Linked DNA regions of Mus musculus: all the other regions are linked to region 1. A link is a loop called in an ENCODE intact Hi-C map of the cell type or tissue named here. Cell type or tissue: gastrocnemius. All regions are shown on one strand.

Region 1 (8,000 bases):
TGGGCTCTGGATAAGGGACCTCATCCTATCCACACAGACAAGTGTGGTCACTCAGGCTGTGGCCCTTTGTATAGTTCCCATGTTGTATAGGAATTCTGTTCTTCTTGTCATGGTTTCTCCTAGTCCCTGGACTCTACCTGCTTCTTCCTTTCGCTTTTCCCCAGGGAGGCTGAGACCTGGCTACTTATGGAAGTGGAGCAGGCCCCAGCTCCCAGCAGGGACCACACAGAAATATGGGAAAGAGGATCTCTGACCCATATCTACCCTGTGCCATCCCTGTCCATGCCTCCCCTGACTGCTGCTTCTGAAAAAAGCAAAGGGAGGGTGCTTATCTCTCCTTCTCTCTCTACCACAGCAGCTACCCAGGTCTGCAACAGCTGAGCCAGCCTTGCTTCCAACACCAAGCTGGGACATCCCTTCACCACACCTCTCCTGGACCAAACTTCCCACTGCTTCACCACCACCACCTCAGTACCTGCTCCCCTCTCCCCTGACTCCAAATAAATCTCTTTAGCAGTGCTCTGGCTCAGCATGTCTGTGAGGAGCTTTGTGTGGGCTCTAAGAGTTCTTTTGGGAGAGAGACATGGGAATAATTGCAGAGCTATTGCCGAACCAGTGCCCAAGGAGTATGGCATCTGGCTATCCTGCAGGGCTATGTAAGTGCCTAGGAGCTACCTGGCGAGCTACTTGCTGTCAGGTTGGACCCTGACAGGAGTGTCAAAGATGCTCTGGGGTGGCAAGACAATGAGAAGTCATCAGGGCTTCAGAGAGTATGAACGTTACTGCAGGGGCCCTGTTCCAACAAATTGCTTGAACACTGAGAGGAAGGCCCTGCTTTGAGGAGCTGAGCTCAGTGACAGGGGTAGCACAAGAGTGGCTAGTTTCTTCAACATCTCCCCCTCCACAATCCCCTGGGAAAGACAGAAGCAGCTACAGAATCCACCAGCCCTGTTCCCCATTCTAGCCCTCTCCCAGTTTGTCCAAGGATCAGGGTTTGGGCTTTCTCTGTCCAACAGGGACATGATGGGCCACAGTAAGGGAGCAGATGCCCCCTACCCCATATAATCAGTGACAGCTTCAAAGTGCAAAGCCCAGTGGAGGCTGGCTGTCCAGCTTGTCACCTTTTGTGAAGGGTTGTAGAGACTCAGGCTGGTGTCCTTCAGCTCGGTGAGCCTCCGCTCTAACTCCCACGTGACTCATCGTTCTTTCTGAATTCCTTTCCTATCTGGACCCAGTTCTTGCTGGGAGCTATTGGATGTTTTTAAGGTGGGGCCTGAGGTGTCCAGGACACTTGGAGGCAGGACCGGGCCAAGCCGGATCCTACATACCAGGTTCTCTTTTTGCTTCAGACAGGGACTACGCATGGCCTTTAACTGTGGGCCCCAGAACTGCCCCAAGTTCAAATACTTGATATTGTTCTCTGTTGCGATCAGAACATGAGGAAGACTTCTAAGTCCAGCCTCAATATGCAGAGTTGACACCACAGCACATGACAGTCCTCCACCCCGTTTCCTGCTCTCCGGGTCGGTACTGAGGATTCAGGCATGCTACCCTGGATTTGGCATGATAGCCCAGGAGCTAGGACTGTGCTCAGGAGGCATGAGCAGAATTCCAGCAGGACAGGAAGTGAAGAGGCGTCTTGCCTTTCTGCCAGCTACCCTGCAGGGGAGCCGTCTCTGAAACTCCTTGGGCTTAATTTCTGCTGGAAGGAGAGCTTCAGGAAAAGAGACCACTTCTTCCTTCTTGAACTCTGAACCCAGTCACTTCAAAGGCCTCACTGACCAACCAAGCATCTTCTGGCTTACTGAGGATTGTTTGCCCCTTCTGACCTTTTGCAGTTGGTCTGCTCACATGTTAGGGGCTGGGCAGAGAGCAAGATAGAGCCTAGGGCACTTAAAAATGTTGCTATTACACTACTTGTGTTTATGCAGTCTTGCACAAGCCTCGGCCTAGGTGTGGAGGTCCTGGCAGGGCTTTATAGAGGCAATTCTCTTTCCAATTTTACAAGGTCCTGGGGGTCGAGTCAAATGACCAGGCTGTGCATGGCCCGTGTTTGTACTCAGTCATGGACCAACACTGCTGGTACCCAGTCAGGTAAAGAATAAAACATTTCCAGTGTTCACAAGACAGTTGCTACTTAGTTTTAGCTGTATGTACTGTTTTGGTGGCTCCCAACTTACATCTCAAGATAGACATTAAAGGCTCCAGCCAAAATTTTTAAAAAATAACTCCTTGTTAAAATTAAAATCCTAGCACTTGGGAGGCACTCTGTTCACTGAGTTTTAGGCCAGCCTGCCCTGTACATCTGGGACAGTCACAGCTACAAAGTGGAACTGTCTTGGAAACACAAACAAACAAACAAACAAGCAAACAAATTAAAACTCTTTGGGGTAGAGAGATGCTCAATGGTAAAAGCGCTGGCTGCTCTTGCAGGGGTGCCAGGTTTTACTCCTAGCATCTACGTGGCCAGTCCTGGCATTGTCTGTAACTCCAGCCCCAGCTCATGTTCACACAGGCAAAAAAACAATGTGTATAAAATAAGACTAAATGAATCATTAAAAATATTTAAAAAATTAAAACTCCGAAGAGTTAAAAGTAAACACAAAATATTAAGTTACTATTTTTTAAAGTTGGTCTTCTTGAACATGTGGGTGCTGGAAACCAAACCGAGGTCCTCTGGAAGAGTAGCCAGGGCTCTCTACCAGCGAGCTATCCTTCAGCCCCACTCACTTAGAAGTTTAATACAGACCTCAAATATCTATAACAACATATTGTCCAGAAACCAGAAATGTTCTTGAAATCATTATTTTTCCTTTCTAAAAATTTGATATAAAATAAGGAAAGAAAAGAGAAAATAGGTTAGATCTTTTAATTTTTTTTAAAGAATTCTGTGTTATGGATTTTCTTGTTTGTTTGAGCCAAGTTCTCACTATGTAGACCAGGATATCCTGGAACTTACTATGTAGCCCAGCCATGGTAATCCTCCTGCCTCAGCCTTCCAATGTATGAGCTGCCTTGACTGCTTGGCATTATGTAATATTTAATCATAAAGTGTTTTAGAAGTTTAATTCATGCCTAAATTTAATGTGTAGCTCACACATATTTGTATCTACATTTTAGAAAATTTGCAGGAGCCATTCATAGATGCAAGCATCATATACTCATTACAGGTGTGTGGGATGATGCTGGAGATGGTCTCTGTAGTTAAGATCTCTCGCAGAGATCCAGAGGTCCTGGGCCTTAGTTCGCAGCACTCACACAGAGGCTCACACTGTCCTGACACAGTTCCAGGGGATCAGTCTTCCTCTTTGGGTCTCCATGGGGACTGGGCATGTAGGTGATGATGCACTTACATATATGCAGGCAAATCATTCATACACTTAAAATGATATAAATAAATAAAAAAAATAGTGTAGCTTTAAGAAAACCCTTGAAGACCCGAAGCAAGTATGCCACCACAGAGATCCTTGAACGCGGGTTTATTACGGACATTTCCACAATAGCTGTTCCGGAACCAAGGTGTCCATCGTCAGAGGAACGGACAATAAAGATGTGGTTCGTATGTGGAAGTGGAACATTTTCAGTCATAAATGAGAGCAAAGAGTGTCATTTGCAAGAAATGGATGGAATTGGAGAGTATCATATTAAATGAATTAAGTCAGTCTCAGAGAGACAAGATCTTTGCTTTTTTCATCCATGGGTTCTCGATTTCATAGGTACATGAAATCACACGTGTTACAAATGACATGAAAGTAGAAGAGTCACTGGGCGAACGAAGAGGACTGAGAGGTGGAGAGGTAGACACTAGCAGGAAATGAGTGAGAGTATGCGGAGAATAGGTTATCTGCGTCCACGAAAATGTATCCTGTGCACGTAGGATGCAGCGCCTATAGCCCCTCTCCGTAAGGTGGCGCGATACTTTGAGCGTGGCGTCTGGCGACGAGCTGACGCCTCCTCCCTCCGCTGCAGCCGGAGACCGAGCCTGGTGAAGGGACTGTCGGGATTGTCGGAAGTGAGGGTCTGGGAAGGGGAGTGGTTCGGGGCTGCTGCGCAGCGCGCCAGGTTTCCGCAGCAGCCCTGCACCCCTCCGGGTCGCCTCCAAACGCAACGCCGCGACCATGCCCCTCCACGTGAGCCTCGCTAACGGCAACCGCGACCTGGACTATGACTCGGTGCAGCCATACTTCATGTGCGACGATGAGGAGGAGGACGTGCACCACCAGCAGCCGCCGCAGCCGCCAGCGCCCAGCGAGGACATCTGGAAGAAATTCGAGCTGCTGCCCACGCCGCGCCCGTCCCCGGGCCACGCCGGGCTCTACTCGCCTCCCTGCGAAGCGGTCGCCGTGTCTTTCGCCCCCAGGGACCACGACGGTGATAGCTTCTCCATCGCAGACCTGCCCGAGCTGCCAGGAGGAGACGCGGTGAAGCAGAGCTTCGTCTGCGACCCGGATGACGAGACCTTCGTGAAGAACATCATCCTGCAGGACTGTATGTGGAATGGCTTCTCGGCCTCCGCCAAGCTGGTCTCCAAGCTGGACCCCTACCAGGCTGTGCGCAAAGAAGGCACCGGCGTGAGCCTGGCCGCCGACGTGGAGCCTGCTACGCCTCCAGACTGCACCTGCAACACCTGAGCGCACAGCACGGGGGGCTTTGGACTGTAAGCTTCAGCCATGTTAACTGCCTCAAATCCTGGGCGTAAGAGAACCCTCCCCTCCCTCTTTTCTTTTTTAAGCTTGCCACCCTTCCTCACTCCCCTTAACAGATTTGTATTTGTTTAAAAAAGGAATCTTAAAGTATATCAATTTTCCAACATCAGCTGGACCCTTAAGTGTAAATAACATCAATAAAAACGTCTTATCAGTTATACAAGATTTTAGGATATGAAATATAAAAAGGTATATTTTCCTTTCAAAAGCTGATTCTTTTTTATTGTTTAAAGAAAATCAAAGTAATTCGGAAATATGTTGAGCCCATGCTTAAAAAAAAAACAGCTTTATGAAACATAGCAAAATAAGGAACCGAGGAGCTACAGACAATACTACTGCTAAAAGTAGACTAAAAGTAAGAAAGGGGAACTTTATGTGACCAAAAAGGAAAAGAAAAAAGAAAGAGGAAAAGACAAAAGATGAGATAGATGCATAAACAAAGTTAGATAGACTGAGGGGTTTTAAACAATTGATATAATTTTAAAAATAAAATAAAGGTACTACTGAAGCATAGCAAAAAGGTGAATCAGGAGAGGCAGGAAAAAACAAACAAACAAACAAAAAAAACCTCCAGAGTACCGGTGCCTCGCCTCTCTGGCTCCTCTGTCTTTAGACACTGCTGGGTGTATGCGGGGAGGTGGTGTGGTGGTCACCTGAAGTGGAGACTGTCTCTTACAATTTAGGCTGTTGCTGATCCTACAAGAACCAAGTCAACAGCAGAGCTGTGATCATTAGGTACTTTGCTTGAGCAAGTACCAGGGCCCACTGCTGGCCACACTTGACTTTGCAGTCTGAGTCTGGGCAGCCCTCTTACCCCTCCCCCTCCTGAGCTTCTTCAGTTTCTTCACCCAGGAGAAGCTGAAGTTCTAGCTGAGATGAGGGTAGTGTCTTCCAGGTGTGTAGGGAGCAGGGCAAGCAGTCATGGTGCAGAGACGGGTGTGTGGACCTGTCTTCCTACTTTCTAGGCCTGCTAAAGTGGGGTCTGTGACTGGGATTCAGGACAGACCACTGCAGCTCCAGAGAACTCAGACCCCACAGGGGGACACTCAAAGCTCAGTAATGACACATTTGCCAGCCCAGGCTGTGTGCTGCCAAACTGCAGAGTCCTCTCAGTTGATAAGGTCAGCTGCAAGCAACAAGGATGGGGTCCATTCCCCCATGCCCTCCGCTGCAGAGCCCAGCTTCCTGCCAGTGGGAGTCTGTGGGCTCTCAATACCAGTCCCCTATTCTCTACAGCTGCCTCCCAGGCTCTCACCCTGGAGCCCTGTGGCAGGTCTCTGAATTGCCATGGTTCCCTGTTCTTGGCCTCTGAGCTAGATCAGGTTTAAACAAGAGGTTCCTTCTCAGCAGAGATCCTGGCCACAGCCCTCAGAGCTGGGATACTGTTCTCCACATCTGGAGCACCTGGCTAGGAAAGTGACTGCTCCTAACAAGAACAACAGCTGGATTTGTGGTTTGACTTGACTTGAGGATAGACCAACCAGGCTCTGTGCACAAGGCCACCTTGCTGACCTTTGCCTGAGGTTCTGACTCCTCCCTCTAGAATAGCCACCATACTGGAGCTTGGCTTGACTATGGAAAAGGACTAGGATTGGCTCAAGACACCCCAAGAGCAAGTTCTCAGCACAAAGGGGATTGATTTGCCCCAGAGGAACAAGGCAGGGAGTAAGAGACAAAGCCAAGAGCTAGAGGATGAGAGAGAAGCAGGGAAAAGAACAAGGGAGAGGAGGAGGGATGCTTGTCCCGGGGCTGCAGGAGATGGGGACCCATGGGAGATGATGGCAAAGGGCTGCTTCTTGATAGAGAAGGGACAGATGTGGCACAAAGGCAAATGGTGATTTGTAAAGGTAAAATGGGAAACTCAATGTTAGGATAAGGTAAATGATTTTATTTAGGTATGTTAACCAGGGTGCCCAAAGTGGGCTTTGATAGCTGGATTTCAATACTTTGATCGCTGGATCTTAGTAGTCAGCCTAAGGAGGCCAAATAAGTGGTCACGTAAGGGAATGGGTCTTAGTGGCCAGCTTTAGGAATGTAATATAATGGCTTTTAGCAGGGCAGAGGGAATGGGGGAGAGGGCAAGGCCGGCCACAGTCACACTCACCATGCATGGGCTGGCTAGAGTCCCTTCAGCTTGCTTCCTTCTGTTGAATGGCATCTGTTTCTACACATTCCCAGCTGTCCTGTCACTGTCTTCCTGAGTGTCTAACAGGTCCTCTCTTTCTCTGTGAGAGCAGCTCTCTAAATAGATTTTTTCTTATCCTGACTCTTCTTCACCAGGGCCCATGCAGTCACCTTGTTAGCCTTCCTTTAACTGCAAGTTCTGGATTAGGTTTTGACCATGCCAAAGAATTGTAGTCGTTGTTACTCAGCCATTTGTGAAAGTTTTCCATGTTGCCCATCAGTAATTAGGTCGCCTGTTTTGTTCTTGTGCCCTGTGAGCCTCTGGCTGAGGGCCTTCAGCTGGGCACTCTGGGAGTGCCTGCTCAGAGTTTAACTTGGCTCTGAGAACAAAATCACACAGATTGTGTGGCTCACAATCAGAAATTGATTTCACAGTTTCTGAGCCAGAGGAGCCCAAGGACAAGGAGCTGGCAGTTTGATGTTTGCTGAGGTCCCACTTCCTGGCTCTCAGATGAACCACTGGATCTTTACATGGTAGAAGGGAAGAACCCTAGTCCCCTCTGCTCCCTTCAAACTATCAATTACACTATGAGACCTGCACCTCTGAAAGACCCCAACCCCCCCATCCCCCCCCCCCCCCCCCCCCCCCGCTGAATCCCATCTCCTTGAACTGAGGTCTCAACACACAGCATGTAGGTAGACACAAACATCTGGGCCTTTGTGAGGCTCTCTGAAAGTCAAATCCTGTCTGAGCTGTGACAACTAAGACTCTTCCACTGTCCTTCAGATCTTGGTGTCCAGTGGTATTATCCAACCATCTTTGAACTTGCTGCTCACAAACTGTTTCCTTTGATGGGAAAGGCTGGGAGAGGGGGAAGGAGAGGAAGAGGATGTGAGGAAGGGGGTGGGGAGCATGGAGGGGGTTTGAGGAGAGGGAGAAGAGGTGCCAGAGAAGAGGATTTTTTTCCCACAGGAGAGAGATGACCTCTGTGTTGCTACAGGTTCTCCCTGGAGCCAGAAAAGCTGGAGTTATGAATGGCTTCACAGAATTAGACAGAATGATCACAGGACACAAGCCCCCGGAGCTCAAAGTCACCTAAGCAGTTGTGGGTGGAAGAGCTGAGATTCCATTCAGGTGTGCTGGCCACACCCTCACTGTAACTACAGGGC
Region 2 (8,000 bases), 51 kb before region 1:
GGGTGCCCTGGGACACTCAAGACCTATTTCTCTGCTACACAAGTTGGAGGTTAGAGATTTGGGTCACAAGGTGACTAAGTCATTTTGGGGGTGTCAGTCAGGGAGGGCTTTGCATTCAGGGTGCTTCATGGTCCCTGTTTATCCTGTTTCTTTCCTTTTTATTTGGAGGAAATAGACAATTGTGAGAAAAACTAATATTTTTAGTTTTTTTATTTTCCTAGCGAATGGGAGACTTTGTTTTAGTATCAATCACAAATAAAGTTGATTTTAAAGATAAAAGTTGTCTGCCTTAAAAAAATTCTCTGTGGTCTGAGAGGTGTTTGTTTGTTTCTGAGAGGTGTGAAAAACCTTGTCGTTGGGGCTGGGAAGATAGCTCAGCTGGTAAAGTACTTTCTTCAGAACCCATATAAAAGCCAGGCATGGTGGTGTGTATTTGAAATCACATGGTGAGTGCTGGACAGACAGAGATAGTGGGATCTCTGGGGCTCACTGGCTAGGCAGCCTAGACTACTCAGCACGCTTCAGGTTAGTAAGAAACTCTGTCTCAAAAAATAAGTAACCAGCCAATTGACCAACCAATCAATAAACTAACTAACTAGCTAGCTAGCTAGCTAGCTAACTAACTAACTAACTAACTAACTAACTAATGAAGCAAAACAAATGAAAACACAAAGTGACTTGTACTAAAGGAACAACACCTGAGGTTGAACTCTGGCTTCCACATCCATGTGACTATTTGTATGCTTTCCCCAACCAAGAACAAAGACATGAACACTATATACACAGAGACACACAGACACACAAATACCACAAACATACACACCACACACAAACACCACATACAAACATACATACCACACACAAATACCACAAACATATATAACACACACATACACAGATACCACATACAAACATATATAACACACCACACAGATAGAGATACTATATAAAAAAATATACACACACAGAATGGAGGGAATGCAGAATGCTGCAAGGTATAAGGTATAAGGTTCCTGGTTGGAGACTCAGGCCTCCTTGTTCAGTTCAATATTTTGTTATTGTTTTAAGCTTATTGTTACAAATGGAGAAACTGAGATAAATAGCTTGTCCAGTTCATAGCTCAGAGCGTGGGGCTGGACTTGGTTGGTGCAGTCTTACTGCATAGTTCATCACTGTCCACATGCTAGGATGGAGGCAGCTTAACTGTCATCTTAGCTTGGTCCTACACCTCTCTGGATGGGGGTTGATAGCATTTGAGCAGAAGCTGAGTCTCTGAGCAGCTGACAGCCAGCTTTGTCCAATGACATTCTCTAAGTGGTTGCACATGCTTGCACACTCTCCAAATATAAGCTCCCACCTTGCATAAACAGAAGCCACAAGCCAGGCCCTGAGATGGAAGCTAGGCTGCTGAGCAATGTCTGCGGATTCTTCCTGGTGTTCCTGCTACAAGCTGAGTCTACCAGGGTGGAGCTTGTACCAGAGAAGGTGCCTCTTTCTTCTTGGCTTCGAAGCCCTACTGGGGCTTAATGGAAAGTTGGACAGGGAGGGAGCAGAGTGTACAACCATTGAAGTCTCTCTTCCCTTCCATCTAACTCCTGTTGGTTGCAGCCTAGCTGTCAGGGGCCAGACCTACTCTTGGGGCCTCCATCCCTAAGACAGCAGGCAGTGTGAGTCCCTAGTAGACCTCTGAGGTCTGTGGATCTCTCCCCTCTCTGAGTTCTCTCATGTTCCACCTGTCTTGAGGCGGAGTTGCTGTCCACAAGCTGGTCACTTCAAGGGTCCTTGGTGATTTACAAATTTGGGGTCCCTTCCTGCTTCCTGGTTCATAGGGTTCCTAAGACCCTATCCCTGTGCACTGTGGAGCCAGAAGAGGACTTCTCCAGGGCAGGCAGCTTGTTGCTTGAATTCTTCCTTCTATGCCCCAATCCCCCATTCTTCCTGAGACTTCCAGACTCACACTGTAACGTCAGAGGGGTCAGGTTTTGGGGGATACAGATTATTGTCTCTTGTAACAGTAATGAGTTTCTAAAAGTTTCAGGTGATGTCCTGTGCTCTGAGAACATTGCCACTGCAGGAGATCATGATCCTGGGGAGGCTGAGATTAGTAGAACCATGCTTCATTCAGTATGAAAGCTGTAAGCCTGGATGCTTGCTCCCCACACCCTTGCTGGAAAGGTCTCCTGGCAAACCAGGAGTGAACATTGTGTCAGTGTCTTCTGGAAGGGACATTTCCCCTGGGAAGGAAAACTCGGCCGAGAATAAGTGGCTTCCAGTCTCACGACTATGGATTGCCCCTCAAGCCCATCCAACTGCTGCCCGAGCGTCCCTGAAACACCCTCTCCAGCCCAGGGGCTGGAGACCCAGTTCAGCTTGGCTGAGCAAAGCCAGGGATATCTCTAGTTCTGTTCTCTAGATTGCAGGATTCTGGAAGGAAGTGGCTGTTGCTTCTGACCAAAAACTGGTGCTGAAGGCTCAAAGGAGGGTAGAGGGCTTGTTCCTCACCTTCAGTGGGGGGAATGTCACTGTGAAAGCCGTGTACAACAGGTAAGAGACTTGGGTCACTAGGGATGTGGCCTGCTGGGAAGGAAGAGCCATATATGTAGTTGAAATTAGACAAGGCTATACCTCTTATAATGGTGGGATCATCAGTATGTGGGCTAGCCTTTTCCATGTCTATCTGCTTGGGTCTTCCAACTCCAGAGAAAGCTAGATCTTAGGCTCTTAGATCTGCCTTTCTACCAAAATGTAAGCAAAGACTTTAGATAAAGCCCTATTGCTTTATAAGGGAGAGTGGGTAGTAGTAGTTGCCTGACTCTCTGAAGGAGAGAGGCTGGGGCAGCCCTGTCCCATGCATGGCCCCTTCTGCATAGACCCTAGACTCCTGCATGGTCATGAGCTTGACAGCATCCTTTTTGAATGTGTGCAGCACTCAGGAATGTGCCCAGAAGGTGGAATGCAGGCTGGCAGGTTCTTAACAAGCACTATGATGCTTTTCAGCTCAGGAAGTTGTGTGACAGAAAGTTCACTGGGTTCAGAAAGAGACACTGTGGGGGAATTTGCTTTTCCTGGTAAGTACTGTTGCCTTGTTGCTGAAGTTGCAGCTGCTGTCTGAGCCTGGACATCTCCCCCTGGCCTCGCTTCCTGTGCCCTTCCAAGGATTCTCAGGCCCTGGACTCCAGCCCCCTCATCTCTACTAGTGTACTGAGTTGATCTTCAGAATTTGTCTTCTCAGATGTCACAGGCAGGTCCCAGCACTAGGCAGAAATAGAAAGGAGTTAGATTCTGCAAATCCAGCCTTCAAGGTCAGCTCCCTGGAGTGTTCAGGTCTGAGCAAGCCTCCTTAACCCTGCCACTGCCACTCCTGAAGGTAACAGGGAGATCCACGTGCTGGACACGGACTATGAGCGCTACACCATCCTGAAGTTGACCCTGCTCTGGCAGGGTAGAAACTTCCATGTGCTCAAGTACTTCAGTAAGTTCCGCCTGGGCTGGGCTCTGCCCTGCGACTACCTTCCTTCAGGCTGCCAGCCCCACTCTGTTGTGCCCCACAGCTCGGAGCCTTGAGAACGAGGATGAGCCAGGCTTCTGGCTGTTCCGGGAAATGACAGCAGACCAAGGCCTTTACATGTTGGCCCGACATGGTGAGTATAGCATCTTGGGGAGGATGCTGTACCAGGCTCCTGTGATGGGGTCTGATGCCCTCCTGACTCTACTAATGCTGTTCCATCATGCAGGGAGGTGTGCTGAGCTCTTGAAAGAGGTGAGTCCACTACCCTTGGTCTACACTGCAGTTCGGCTCCCAAGAAGCCCCTGCTGGTACTACTAAATCCTGATCCTGGAGAGGAGGGTTCATCCATCCCTTCTCTGACCAAGACAACCAACAGCCCCAGCTGGCAGCTTCAGATCCATCTGTTTTGTAGTCTTTGGAAAGAGCAATCTGCTATGTGACCCAAGTTATCGTGCTGGGCTCTTGGGTGTGGGACAGAACTAGGTTAGCAGAGAGAGGTCCCTTGTTTGTATTGTTCTGTGCAGCAAGACTGTGCAGGGTTCTGGGCCAGCTCTGACCCTTCATGTCCTGACGGTGGGATGGGGTGTTCAGCTCTGTTAGATCTCTTGGGGTTTCCTATGTCTGGCACCATGCTAACTATAACCTATTCAACCTCACCGTCACAGCCCATGCATCAGAGGTTGGCACTATAACCCATTTTGCAGAAAGAGACTTCAAGGCTCAGAGAGCCAGTGCTTTGCCAAGCTAGGCAGCTGAAGTGCCAGGCACCTGGCTTGTGACACTTGACCAGTGCTTCAGGGTCCCTGGAGGCCATGCACAGCCTTGAGCTCTGCTGTTCTGCCCGCAGGGACTGGTCTGAGTAGCTCCTGCCCAGGCCTGTGGCTGCAGCCCCATCTACCTGGCCTCTCCTGCTCCTGCCCGAAGAACCTCTGTATCTGCTCCAAATAAATTCTGCTGCCAAATGCTGCCCGGCGTTTTTCCTGGGGGCAGGAAGGGGGGCGATGGGATGTTTCTGTGGCCCAGGTGGAGGGAACAGCCCTGCATTTTCTGAGAATGATTGTGAATGTGCCTCACACACGGGGCAGCCAGTCCTAGTCTCCCATGTGGAAAGGTCCTACTCCACCCTGCCCTGGCCCACTCATGGGGCAATGGACTCCAGTGTCTCCCCTTCTCACTCTGTGACAGTGTCCCTCCTGCTCATAAGTGCTGGTGGCACCCCAGGATGCTACAAGCAAAAATGAGAGCAGTCTGGAGCTTGGTGGGCAGATGGCAAAGGTTTTGCAGTGGTTGCTGTGTGAATCTTGGAGGATAGGTGTGGCAGCATACAGTTAGCAAGATCCTGAAGGATTTGTTTATTTGATCAAAACACAGGAGGCTTTTTTTTTTTTTTTTTTTTGCACAGAGACTTTCTAAGAGTACAGATCCTTACTGCTGGTCATACAGCGGCCGCACAAAACTCCTGGTGCCAGAAGTTCCAGAGCTTGCTTCATTGGCCTTCAGGGATCACTTCCAAATCACAAATTCTAGCATGAGATTATCAGCATCAAGACAGCTCAGTTCTGAACAGACCCAACATTCTTTTGAGGTTTGCAGGGAGGACTCGAGACTTGGCTGCTCATCTGGGGCTGGCTGAGATGGAGAGGAGCCTGGGCACAGTCCCAGTGGTTGCCTGACTTGATCTGGGCTCCCTCAAAATAGCTGGTTGACTGGTTTCAAGAGCTGGGAACACTGGCTTCTGTCAGGGAGAAAAAGGGTGCATCGGCCCATTAGCTGGGTTACCAGAGAATCCAATGGGCCACCACTTCTGTGTACAGTACATATCCATTTCTACACTTTTATAGCCCTGAATAATTTTTATAGTTCTTAACTGTTCTTCATGCCTTCTCCCTGGCTCCTCTCTCCCTCTCCTTATAATTTGAACACTGGCTGTAGTTGACAATATCCCTCTATCCTTATCTGTGCCCTGAAGGATCAGGGCCTGAGCTATACCTAAGGGTTGATATAACAAGAGGCTGTCTCTTTGCTGTTGAGCCTGCACAGGTGGCTTGGCCCTATATGCTCAGCTCTTCACCTGGAAGCTGGAAATTGTGGTCTCTGTCCATAAAGACAACTTTGTGGGTAAAGATAATGCCGGGGCAGCAGTGCTGGCTTCAGCCCGGGCATGTTGGTTGATCATCTGGTGCCCTTGGCTAACTGCCATGGCTTCTTCAAAGTACTAGAAAGACAGTCACAGGGCTGGAGGGATTATGATGTTCTGGCCCACTCCTTAAGAGTCTCAGTCTGCTGAACACAGAACTGCACAGATTCAACCACGAATGGCTCTAGTGCCCTCAGTCCTGCCCCCGCCATCTCCAGGCCTCTGATGCCTGGATCACCTGCTACAGCTGACAGAGTTGTGCCCCTGTGCCTATGACCAAAGCCTGCCAAGGAGCCTTGGTGGAACCTGCTCTGTCACCCACACATCTGGAAAGAATAGGCTCAATTACTGAGTGGATGGATAGATGCATACATGAGTGGACACCCAGAGGCAAGATCTGTGTCTCCTGGAGGCAGTCCCCTAGGGTCCCACTATCTAGCAGGTGGGTGATCCACTTGACTGGTTTACAGTGTGCTTCCAACCCACCTATGAGAACCTTCTATGCAGATTCCAAGCATCCACAGGGAAGGATATAAAGTCCAGAGGCTCTGAGCCAAAAGCTATGGCTTCTGGTGGGGAGCTGAACCCATGTGCTCAGTTGCTAGGCATATGGAGAGCATCATGCTCTTCACCTTGCTGGGACTGTGTGTGGGGCTGGCAGCTGGCACAGAGGCTGCAGTGGTGAAGGACTTCGACGTAAACAAGGTAGTCACAGTTACGGTGGGCCAGGCTCAGTGCTTTCTATGGGGGTTGGCTCCTGCCCAGAGTCAACTTTCAGTACTCTACCATGTAGAACCCTTTACTACTAGATCTTTCTAGACTGTTGCATCCCTTGGAAAGGAGGGGCAGAGAATGGCCCCCAGGGTCTCAGGTCCTGGATGATGGTACACTTGGGTAGTTCCTTTCTCTACTCCCTATCCCCTAGTTTTTAGGCTTCTGGTATGAAATTGCCCTTGCCTCCAAGATGGGTGCATACGGCTTGGCACACAAGGAGGAGAAGATGGGAGCCATGGTGGTTGAGCTGAAAGAGAACCTTCTGGCTCTGACCACCACCTATTACAAGTGAGTTAAGGCTTTATCTATGGCCATAGAGGGAAGTTGGGGCAGTCTGTACAGTGATCTGGGCTTTCCCCAGAGATACCTCTGTGTACATCTGTGCTGCAGCTTCAGCAATAGAGGGGGATGGGGAGGCAACCGTTTCAGATGAGGCCAGACATCTTTGGCATTGTGGATGTTTCATTGTCTACCAAGTCAGTTTAGGGGCTGGCCTACAACTCTATGGCCTTCCCCCTGTCATCCTGGACTCTGAGTAAAGCGAGTAGCTGACCAGACAGCCTTAAGGTCCAGTTTCCTAGCTCCAGGGTCATGAGATATGTCAGCTTCTGACAGACAGATGTCAAGGTCTGAGAAGGGAGGCAAGGTTGACCCGTGTTATCTCCTCATCTTGGTACGCAATCCATCCCTGCCAAAGTTCACATATATCGATTGGCCAGGAGACACCTTCCGGTTCCACAAGTTGAAGCCAGATTCTTCCGCAAAGACATGGTCTCAGAAGGTCCCTTTAAAGTGTGTACTTTCATCCCAGAGTGGCCCTCGGATGTATGACCTTGCTTCCCTCGGTCATGCATGTCCTTGATCCCCAAGAAGTGTGTCATCATATGTATATTACCATGGTCCTCAGAGTGTGTACCTTTAGATGTGTATCCTGTCATCTTAATGTGTGTCCTACAAGATGAATATGCTTATATCAGAGTATGTCCCTGACTCTCAGAATATGTGTCCTTCAGACCTAAGCATGTCTCTTCACCTCAATATTGTGTTCTTCAGCTGTGTGTGACTCTGTTACTCAGAGACTATGGACATCACATATATGTCTTTGCTCCTCAGCATGCTCCTACATATGTATGTCCCTCTACCACGAAGTGTGTCCCTCAGTAACTCCCCCAACGTGTATCTCTTCACTTTAGGAAGTTTGTCCCTCAGATGTGTGTTTCCATGCTCCTGGATGGCTTATTCATGTCAGTGTGTCCCTCAGTGTCACTGAGTGGGTCTCTTAGGTGTGTTTGCTCCTGTACCTCAGACTGTGTTCTTCAGACACGAGTGTGACACTGTATACACGTGCCAATTCTCAGCACTAGTAAGTGAATGCTCAGGTGGAATCACGGGGGGGCATTTCCATGGCCATTTCTTCTTACTCCAGCTCCATCATCTCCCTGGGTAGCCACTGGGTAGGGGTCCTGTTCTCTGGGGTCATAGGCTCAGAAGACATTAGGCTCAACCATATGTGGCTGGTGTCTGGACTCCTGCATCACCCACCCTGCACCCTCAGGCAGATGGCTAGTAGTCTCCTATCTT
Region 3 (8,000 bases), 67 kb before region 1:
TACTCCAAGACCCTCTTTCTCCAAATCTCCCTACCCTAGGCCCCATGGCCCTGCCAGTACCAGTACCAGTTCTGGGATCCTCAGCCCATACGAGACAGAGGCCATCGTACCCCCCTTCACTGGAGGGAGGAATGGGAGGAGACCTGAGAGCCAACTCCCCTGATACCACGGTGGCTCCCACTGGGTCCTCTGGAAAAGGGCAATCAGGCTATGCAATATTGGCCATTCTCTTTGGCCGACTTGTACAACTGGAAGGTCCATCCCACCCCTTTTCCAAAGGGCTTGTTAATCTCTTTGAGACTGTTTTATTTATCATGCAGGAGGCCAGAAGCCAGAGACATGGGGGCACCATCGATTGACCAGGCTGTCATGGACAGCAGGCTTCCTCTGACTAGGACTTTAATATGGCAAAAGGTAAGGGGCACCTGAAGGCTCCACTGGCAGGTCTCAAGGGGGCTGCATGATGACCCACAAATTTGACCAAGGTATGTGAGGTTAAGCAGAGACCAGATGAGTCACCTGTAGCCTTTCTAGAGTGGCTCATGGAGGCAGTTTGCCAATGACACCCTATGGCTCCAGCAGCAAAGAACATAAAGCTACTGTGGCAATGGATTTTATAGACCAGGCTAGGAGAGATATCAGGAAAAATATTCAGAGGCTAGAAAGACAGGATAAGCTGTTGAGAGATTTAGTGCAGGTTGCTGAGAAATTCTACCATTATAGGAAACAGAGAAAGAAAAGGAGCAGAGAAAGAGAAAGAAAGAAAAGCGACAGGGAAGCAATCTACAGAGAGCCCGTGCTACAGTAGTTAGGGAAAGCAGAGAAGAGAGACTCCAACCACAGAGAGACAAAAAACCCTTGAAAAGGACCGGTGCGCATACTGCAAGGAGAGAGGCCACTGGCTTGAGAGTGCCTTAACAAATGGAAGCCAGGAGCAGGAAGTCCCAGGCCTTGGGGAAAGCGCATCCCAAAAGGCTAAGGTCTTAGCCCTGGGTGAAGACAGTGATTAGGAGAGACAGGGTTTAGAACCCCTCCCTGAACCCAGGGTAACTCTGCGAGTGGAGGGAAAATCCACTCCATTCTTGGTGGACACAGGGGCTCAACACTTGGACCTCCAAGCTGATGGCCCGATTCCAAGAAGAGATCTTGGGTCCAAGAAGCCACTGGCACCAAAATATATTCATGGACTACCCGAAGAACAGTGGACCTAGAATGGGCCGGGTATCCCATTCATTTAGGGCAGCCCCAGAATGTCCCTACACTCTGTTGGGGAGAGACACACTCTCCAAAATGGGGGCCAAGATACACTTCCTGCTGGCCCAAAAGGAGAGACCTCTCAGACTGACCCCTGCTGTAAGCCAAGGCTACCTGGTTTATAGACAGGAGCAGTTTGTTCTATGAGGGTCAGAGACAAGCAGGTGCTGCTGTGGTGAACTGTACAAATGTCATCTGGGCAGAACCTCTACCCCCTGGCAGAAAGTGGAGCTAATTGTCCTCACTAAGGCCATGGAACTTAGAGCCAGCAAGAAAATCAACATCCACGCGCATAGCAGATATGCCCTTGCCACAGCCCACATCCACAGGGCTATATGCCAAGAGAGAGAACTGCTCACATCAGAGGGGAAAGAAACAAGCAGGAAATCTTGGATCTGATGAAGCCAAGCAACTGTGACTATTATTCATTGCCCAAGATGTCAGAAGGGAAGAAACTCAGTGTCCCGGGGCAATAACCAGGCAGATCAAGTGACTGGGAACCTATCCTGTTTATGGGCCTGCAAGAAACACCTGTTGAGAAGTGGTACTGGACTAAGAGATGGCTTCACTTAAAATATATAGAAGAAGAAAGAAAGGACTCAGATTGCTAGCCACTCTACCAACTATTACCAAGAGAAGGTAGGACAATAGCGCACACAAGAAGGGAGAACTATACTCCTCAGAAAACAAGCAAAAGACTTACTAGGCCAAATGCACACCGATGGACTTATTTAGGGGATAAAAAGCTTGTCCAGACAGTTAAGGGATCTAAAGTATATAATGGAACTCACGTTCTGGGCCAGAGAAATAATAGAACAGTGTAAGGTATGCCAGCAAATAAATGCTTATGCAGCCAAGAGTAAACAGGGCAAAAGACCTAGGGGAGAGCGGCCTAGAGTTTATTGGGAGGTCGATTTTACAGAGGTTAAGACAGGAAAATATGGTTACAAATACCTTCTAGTGTTTGTGGATGGTTTCCCTGGATGGGTTGAGACATTCCCCACCAAGCAGGAAACAGCTACTGTGGTAGCTAAGAAGATATTAGAAGAAATTATCCAGAGGTTCGGAGTGCCCAAGGTAATTGGATTGGACAATGGTCCTGATTTTGTCTCTTAAGGTAAATCAGGGATTGGTAGAGATATTGGGGACTAATTGTAAGCCCCATTGTGTGTACTGTCCCCAGAGCTCAGGGCAGATAGAGAGAATGAACAGAACCCTAAAAGAGACGTTGGCTAAATTGACCTTGGAGACTGGCTCAGATTGGTTGGTGCCCCTCCCCTTAACCCTAAGCACCCCCTATCATATTAAGTGACCCCTTTTGAGATCCTGCATGGGACACCCACTCCCTTGACCCCGACTCTTGACCCACCCCAGAGTGACTTTTCAGGCTGACAAGGATCTCATGACTTGATTGCAAGCTTTCCAGATCAGCCACCAGGAATTGTGGCCTAAACTTAGTGTCCTGTATAATGCAGGTACCCCAGAGTTTCCACACGATTACCAAGTTGTAGACTGGGTATATGTTAAGAGAAATCATGCTGAAAGCTTAGAAGCAAAGTGAAAAGGACCATTCCTGGTGTTGTTGACTACCCCGATCTCCATTGAAGTGGATGGAGTAACTTCCTGGGTTCATGTAACTCATGTCAGATTAGTAGCTGCACCTGATGCCAACTGGATAGCAGCCAGATACCGGAGCAACCCCCTTCTGCAAGGCCAGAGAAACCACAAGATGGCTATGGTGTATCTTCCAGTGCTGTGCCTCAGAAACTCCCACGACCCTACCAAAGTGACTTGGCAGGTACTCTCAGCCACTGGGGATGTAGCTTAGTCCACAACCTGTGTTGTATCTGGTGGTTGTATCCTGTCTTTGATCTCTGTGATTTAGCAGTGGGCCTTGACTTCTGGGGTGTCATTGCCCTGGAGACACAGGAGGAGGGATTGCCTGAATGTGTGTGTGTGTGTGGGGGGGGGGCAAGGAACTTGTAAATCTAAACTGTGTCTCAGAAGTGGCCTTGGAAGGTGGGCTTAGGGTGCAGACACCCAAAGTTGAAAAGTGCCCATAGAGAAACCACCATATATGTGTGCCTCCAAGATGAGAGAAGCCAGCAGCAGGCCCATCAGTGTTGGGGGGGGGCCACCATTTCTTCTGTGCTACCTGGGGGTGTGAAACATCAGGAAGCACATACTGGAGACCATTCTGGGGGTTGTTAAAGATTCAATGGCCAAGGTGAGAGAGGAGTTAGCCAAGCAGATGAGAGAGAGAACAGAGTCTGGGCTGGTTCGAGTCTTGGCTTAACTCCTCCCCCTGGTTTACTACCTTGATTTCTGCGTTGTTAGGACCCCTGATCATTTTGTCTCTGCTTCTGACTTTTGGCCCTTACATTCTAAATTGCTTAGTTGCTTTTATTGAAGCTTGTATAGGTGCAGCACAGTTGATGGTCCTGAGACAAAGATATCAAGAGCTAAGCACAGAGGACCAGGGATATGAGCTGCATAGCTCTCCACAAGAGCTTCAAGATTGAAGCATGCACAAAGAAAAGGGGGGAATGAAAAGGTCAGCTCAGGAACTTTGGGAAGGTCATGGAACACTTGCCCCTCCAGAAGGGAGAGGCCAATTAACATTCCTCAGACCAGAGGCGGGAAACCGACCTGCAGGACAGACCATTGCCCACCTTCAGACAAGGGAAGTCCTTGCCACCTCATTCCCTAAAGACCAGTCAGTTTAAGGGCGCACTGTTCCACCAATCATTGTGACTAGTTGCTGATGCTTTCTTTATTCTGCCCTTAGGAAACCACATAAAAACTCGCCAACAGGCCACCAGGGGTCGCTGCCTCACATTCAGGTCTGGGAGACCCCAGTGCATTGGAACAATAAATTCCTCTTGCTTTTTGCATTGATTCTGGTTCACTCACGGTATCCCTGGTAAGCTAAAGCTCAACAGAGTCTTACAGTAATAATTGTTTGTTTATGTATAAAAACCCTTGATTGAGAGCTGCAAAATACACTCAGATTCAAACTGCCTCTGTGTTTGTTTCTGTTTGTTACCGCTGAATTCTTACCCATTCAGCTTTCGAGGACCCTCGTCCCAGGAACCCCCATACCCGACTGGGGTAGTCCATGGCCTAAGTTCTTATAGTTCAGGTTACTGCCCAGTCCCACGTGGACCTGTTCCCAGTGGGTCTGGGGATAAGACTTTGTGCACCCATAAAATCACCGTCAATCTGTTGTCTACACCTAAGTAATACAGTCCTTTGCTGTCAACCCAGAGGCTATTTTACAGAAAACACTTGCTGAGGCTCTTCAGGTCCAAGTGTCTCCACCCTCTGGTCCTGAGCCCTGCCTGCTGACCTTCTGTGGAGAAAGGTGGCTTGTTCAGCTCTTCACTGAGGAGATGAGCCATAGTATATATTGGAGGTCCTGTCATGACCTGTTCTGGACACCAAGAAGAGGGTGCAGGGGTTCTGACTGGCAGGGCTAGTGGTCGGGGTCTGGAACATCATCTGCTCCGAAGGACAAGGAAGATGTTGCTGCCACATGTGTCCTGTCAGCAGCAAGCGCTACTGTGCTAGAGACCCTAGACTTCAGCAACAGCAACAGTAGGCAATCTATCTATCAATCAATCTATCTATCCATCCATCTATAATCTATCTATCTATCTATCTATCTATCATCTATCTATCTATCCATCCATCCATCTATCATCTATCTATCCATCCATCTATCATCTATCTATCTATCTATCTATCTATCTATCTATCTGTCATTCATACTCTTCACATGTCAGATCATGAATTAGGGACTGGGATCATGAAAATTCATTTTTAGGTCTGTGGTATGTGTGTGTGGGGACACAGAGAGAGACAGAGACAGAGAAATTATACAGAGTGCATCTAGAGTGAATTTATTGCTCACCTTCCAGATGCTTTAAGCTCCTGAAGCCATGACAGACCCAACCCTGCACTGTGAGTCACATGCGCCCTCTCTCCTTCCTGAAGTTGCTTTTGTCAGGTTGCAGCTGTGGGAAACCTCCAGGTGAAATGGCACACAAGGAAATGATTTCACTTGCTTTGCAAACACTGAGACAGAATTTACAGACAGTAGGATTTGCCTACCTGGGTCCAGAGATATGGATAGGGTCATGGAGGCACTGCTCTCAGGCTCCCAACAGCTCCCACCTCCAGCTCTCAGGCTCCCAACAGCCCCCCCCCCCCAAGAGCTTCCTCACACTTCTCTCTCCAACCCTTGACATCAGCAAGCCATGTTCAGTCCCTGTGGCTTGGCCTATTCTAGAATGTCATACAAAAGGAAAAGGCAACTGCAGACTTCTCAAAGTGGCTCCTTTCCCTCAGTAGAGTCATTTGAGATGGTGTGATGGCAGGTTTTATGTGTCAACTTGACACAGCTGGAGTTATCACAGAGAAAGGAGCTTCCCTTGAGGAAATCCCTCCATGAGCTCTGCTGTAAGGCATTTTCTCAATTAGTGATCAAGAGTGGGAGGGCTCACTGTGGGTGGTGCCATCCCTGGGATGGTAGTCTTGGGTTCTATAAGAGAGCAAGCTGAGCAAGCCAGGGGAAGCAAGCCAGTAAGCAGCATCCCTCCATGGCCTCTGCATCAACTTCTGGTTCCTGACCTGCTTGAATTCCAGTTCTGACTTCCTTTGGTGATGAACAGCAACATGGAAGTGTAAACTGAATAAATCCTTTCCTTCCCAACTTGCTTCTTGGTCATGATGTTAGTACAGGAACAGAAACCCTGACTAAGACAGGTGTCCATGCTGCCACGTTTGCCACATTGATATGTTGACACATTGCAAGGCTCCCTACATTTAGTTTTGAGCAGCTTCTGCCACAGGGATGAACTACAGTGTGGTCGCTGTGGAGGGCATCCAGCTGTTCTACTTCTAGGGATTGTTAATAGGCAGTGTACGTTGGTTTGTTGTAAACCTAAATTCTTATTTCTTTTTGGTAAACTCTCTGGGAGTGCTGCTTTTGGACTTAGGGGGTTCTCATGGCATGTTTTCTGAATGTGACCATCTTGCTCTCCTCGGCAGCATGGGAGGGGGTCCCACTTTCCTCATCTTCACCAGTACTGGGCATGTCTTAGAAAGCTTTAACCATTCTGATATATGCACATCTGGCTCTCAAACCGATGTATACTTCTATGTCTCTGATGATTGACAATCGGCATCTTGTCCTCTGATCATTTCCAGTCTGGATATCTTTTTCAGTGGAAGGTCTTTTCAACTCTTTGGCACACATGCATGTGAATGTATTGTGTATACATTACGTGTGTGCACATATTTATGTATGTACACATGCATTTGTATGTGTGTGCATGCAGAGCCCAGGGGTTAAGGTTGGGTCTCCCCACCTTGTTTTTTGAGGTCGGATCTCTCGTTGACTCTGGAGCTCACTAATGTGCCTTGGTTGGCTAACCACGGAGTTCCAGGACCCACCTGCTTCTGCCTTTCTGGTGCTAGGACTATAGACCCTCACTGCTGTGTCCAGTTTCCCATGTGGACCCTGGGGATCCATATCAGGTCCGCATGCTTATGTGGCAAGCACTTTACTGACTGAGCCCTCCTCAGCCCTCAGATCTTTTACCTTTTTTGATGACATGCTGTTGGCTTGCTTTTTATTATTGAATCTCCAGAGTTCGTCATAGTGTCTGACTTCAGTCCCTTGGTTATCTTTTCCTGGAAGGCTTTATCTGCTCCGTCCTGTGACATTGGTGACACATGAAATGTCTCAGAAGTGTCAAGCCCTTGGCCTTGTTCCTCCATCTCTTAGGGTCACCGAGGGTCTTTCTCTGATCCAATGCTTTGTCTGCAGTGCCCTGGATGACTTATGGATCTGGTCTCTCTAATGGACCCTGAATTCTGATTAGAGGGTTCTGGGTGGTGTGCTTGGAGGCCAGGGTCCATAGGTACTCTGTGGTGACAAAGGTCACTTAGACCTTTCCTGGTTCTGGCCTTCACCAGTCCTGTGCCTCCCTGATGTCCATTTCCACATGCACACTTCTGAAACTAGTGATAAGGTAGCCATTGTTACCATAGTCCACTTTAAGTGCTGCCCAGCCCCTCCTGCTTGTAGGAGACCCAGCTGGTGGTAACTGGAGGGAGGCTGCCTCAGGGCTGTCTCAGAGCTGTGCTGGTACAAGCTGTGCCCCAGGATGAGGCCTAGAAACAAGCCCAGAAGTGATCCCAGCTCAAAGTTGGATATGAGAGAGAGGCAGGGAGGATCAGATAGTGGTAAGTGGACCCAATATCCTAGTGGTAAGCATGGTAGTACTGCCAGGGCAAACCCAAGCCTGCCTGTTTCCCAGCATCTCCCTGTATCTAGACAGGCTAGCAGATGGACAGAGGTGTGTGGGATCTATGTCCTGACCATGTGAGAGAGCCTTTGCCATCTCTGTGACCTGAGTTTCGAAGGTGCCTTCTTCTCATCCCCCAAAACCAAACCCAGGGTTGTGTAGGTCTATAAAGCCGGTGCCACTGGGGCTGGGTGACTTGGGTACCAGGGCTGGCGAGCAGGTGTAGGGATGGGGCTAGTCCCGCTGAGCTGGATCCCAGTCCTTTCTGAGGCTCAAGCTTCTGAGCTCAAGTACGGCTGGGGTCTTACTGCAACCCAGAAGGTACTAGGCCTACCGCTGTGCCCAGGTTGGGACGGACCCAGCTTCAGCTGAAACTAGTCAAGGGAAGCTTTAGACCCAGGCACAGGCCATTTGTGGGCAACTCTGCTGTGA

Evidence for each region. Peaks named below come from ENCODE experiments on the same cell type or tissue, not always from the same donor. Only the 100,000 strongest peaks of a DNase experiment are listed, where the experiment ranks them.
Region 2: it touches region 1 in a loop (2.5-fold over the local background); 4 of 42 quality-filtered maps call a loop at or near these places.
Region 3: a loop joins it to region 1, with 2.4 times the contacts of the local background. A loop is called at or near these places in 3 of 42 quality-filtered maps.

What each region holds. Positions count from the first base shown.
Region 1 is chr2:25,702,808-25,710,807 of GRCm38, forward strand. Obp2a (odorant binding protein 2A) reads left to right here. Exons shown (of 7, transcript NM_153558.1): 7 at 356-519. Bmyc (brain expressed myelocytomatosis oncogene) reads left to right here and starts at 4,072. Exons shown (of 1, transcript NM_023326.2): 1 at 4,072-4,914. The coding sequence starts at 4,119. The coding sequence ends at 4,631. In gastrocnemius, CTCF peaks have their summits at 3,899 and 5,475 (motif pointing left); DNase peaks (open chromatin) are centred at 3,960, 4,500, 5,509 and 5,767; H3K4me3 peaks cover 2,493 bases; H3K27ac peaks cover 2,550 bases.
Region 2 is chr2:25,651,748-25,659,747 of GRCm38, forward strand. It overlaps Lcn8 (lipocalin 8), which reads left to right and starts at 1,371. Exons shown (of 7, transcript NM_033145.1): 1 at 1,371-1,485; 2 at 2,414-2,544; 3 at 2,998-3,068; 4 at 3,368-3,472; 5 at 3,552-3,641; 6 at 3,735-3,760; 7 at 4,356-4,470. The coding sequence starts at 1,393. The coding sequence ends at 4,367. It overlaps Lcn5 (lipocalin 5), which reads left to right and starts at 6,205. Exons shown (of 7, transcript NM_007947.3): 1 at 6,205-6,350; 2 at 6,571-6,707. The coding sequence starts at 6,234. In gastrocnemius, no CTCF peak of the experiment used is centred here; DNase peaks (open chromatin) are centred at 4,642, 5,167 and 5,699; H3K4me3 peaks cover 1,487 bases; H3K27ac peaks cover 2,699 bases.
Region 3 is chr2:25,636,020-25,644,019 of GRCm38, forward strand. It overlaps Gm35630 (a long non-coding RNA gene), which reads left to right. Exons shown (of 4, transcript XR_866052.2): 2 at 321-414; 3 at 2,902-3,052; 4 at 4,043-4,242. Among named protein-coding and RNA genes, the nearest start is that of Lcn15, 4.1 kb to the right of the region's middle. In gastrocnemius, a CTCF peak has its summit at 4,092 (motif pointing right); a DNase peak (open chromatin) is centred at 4,072.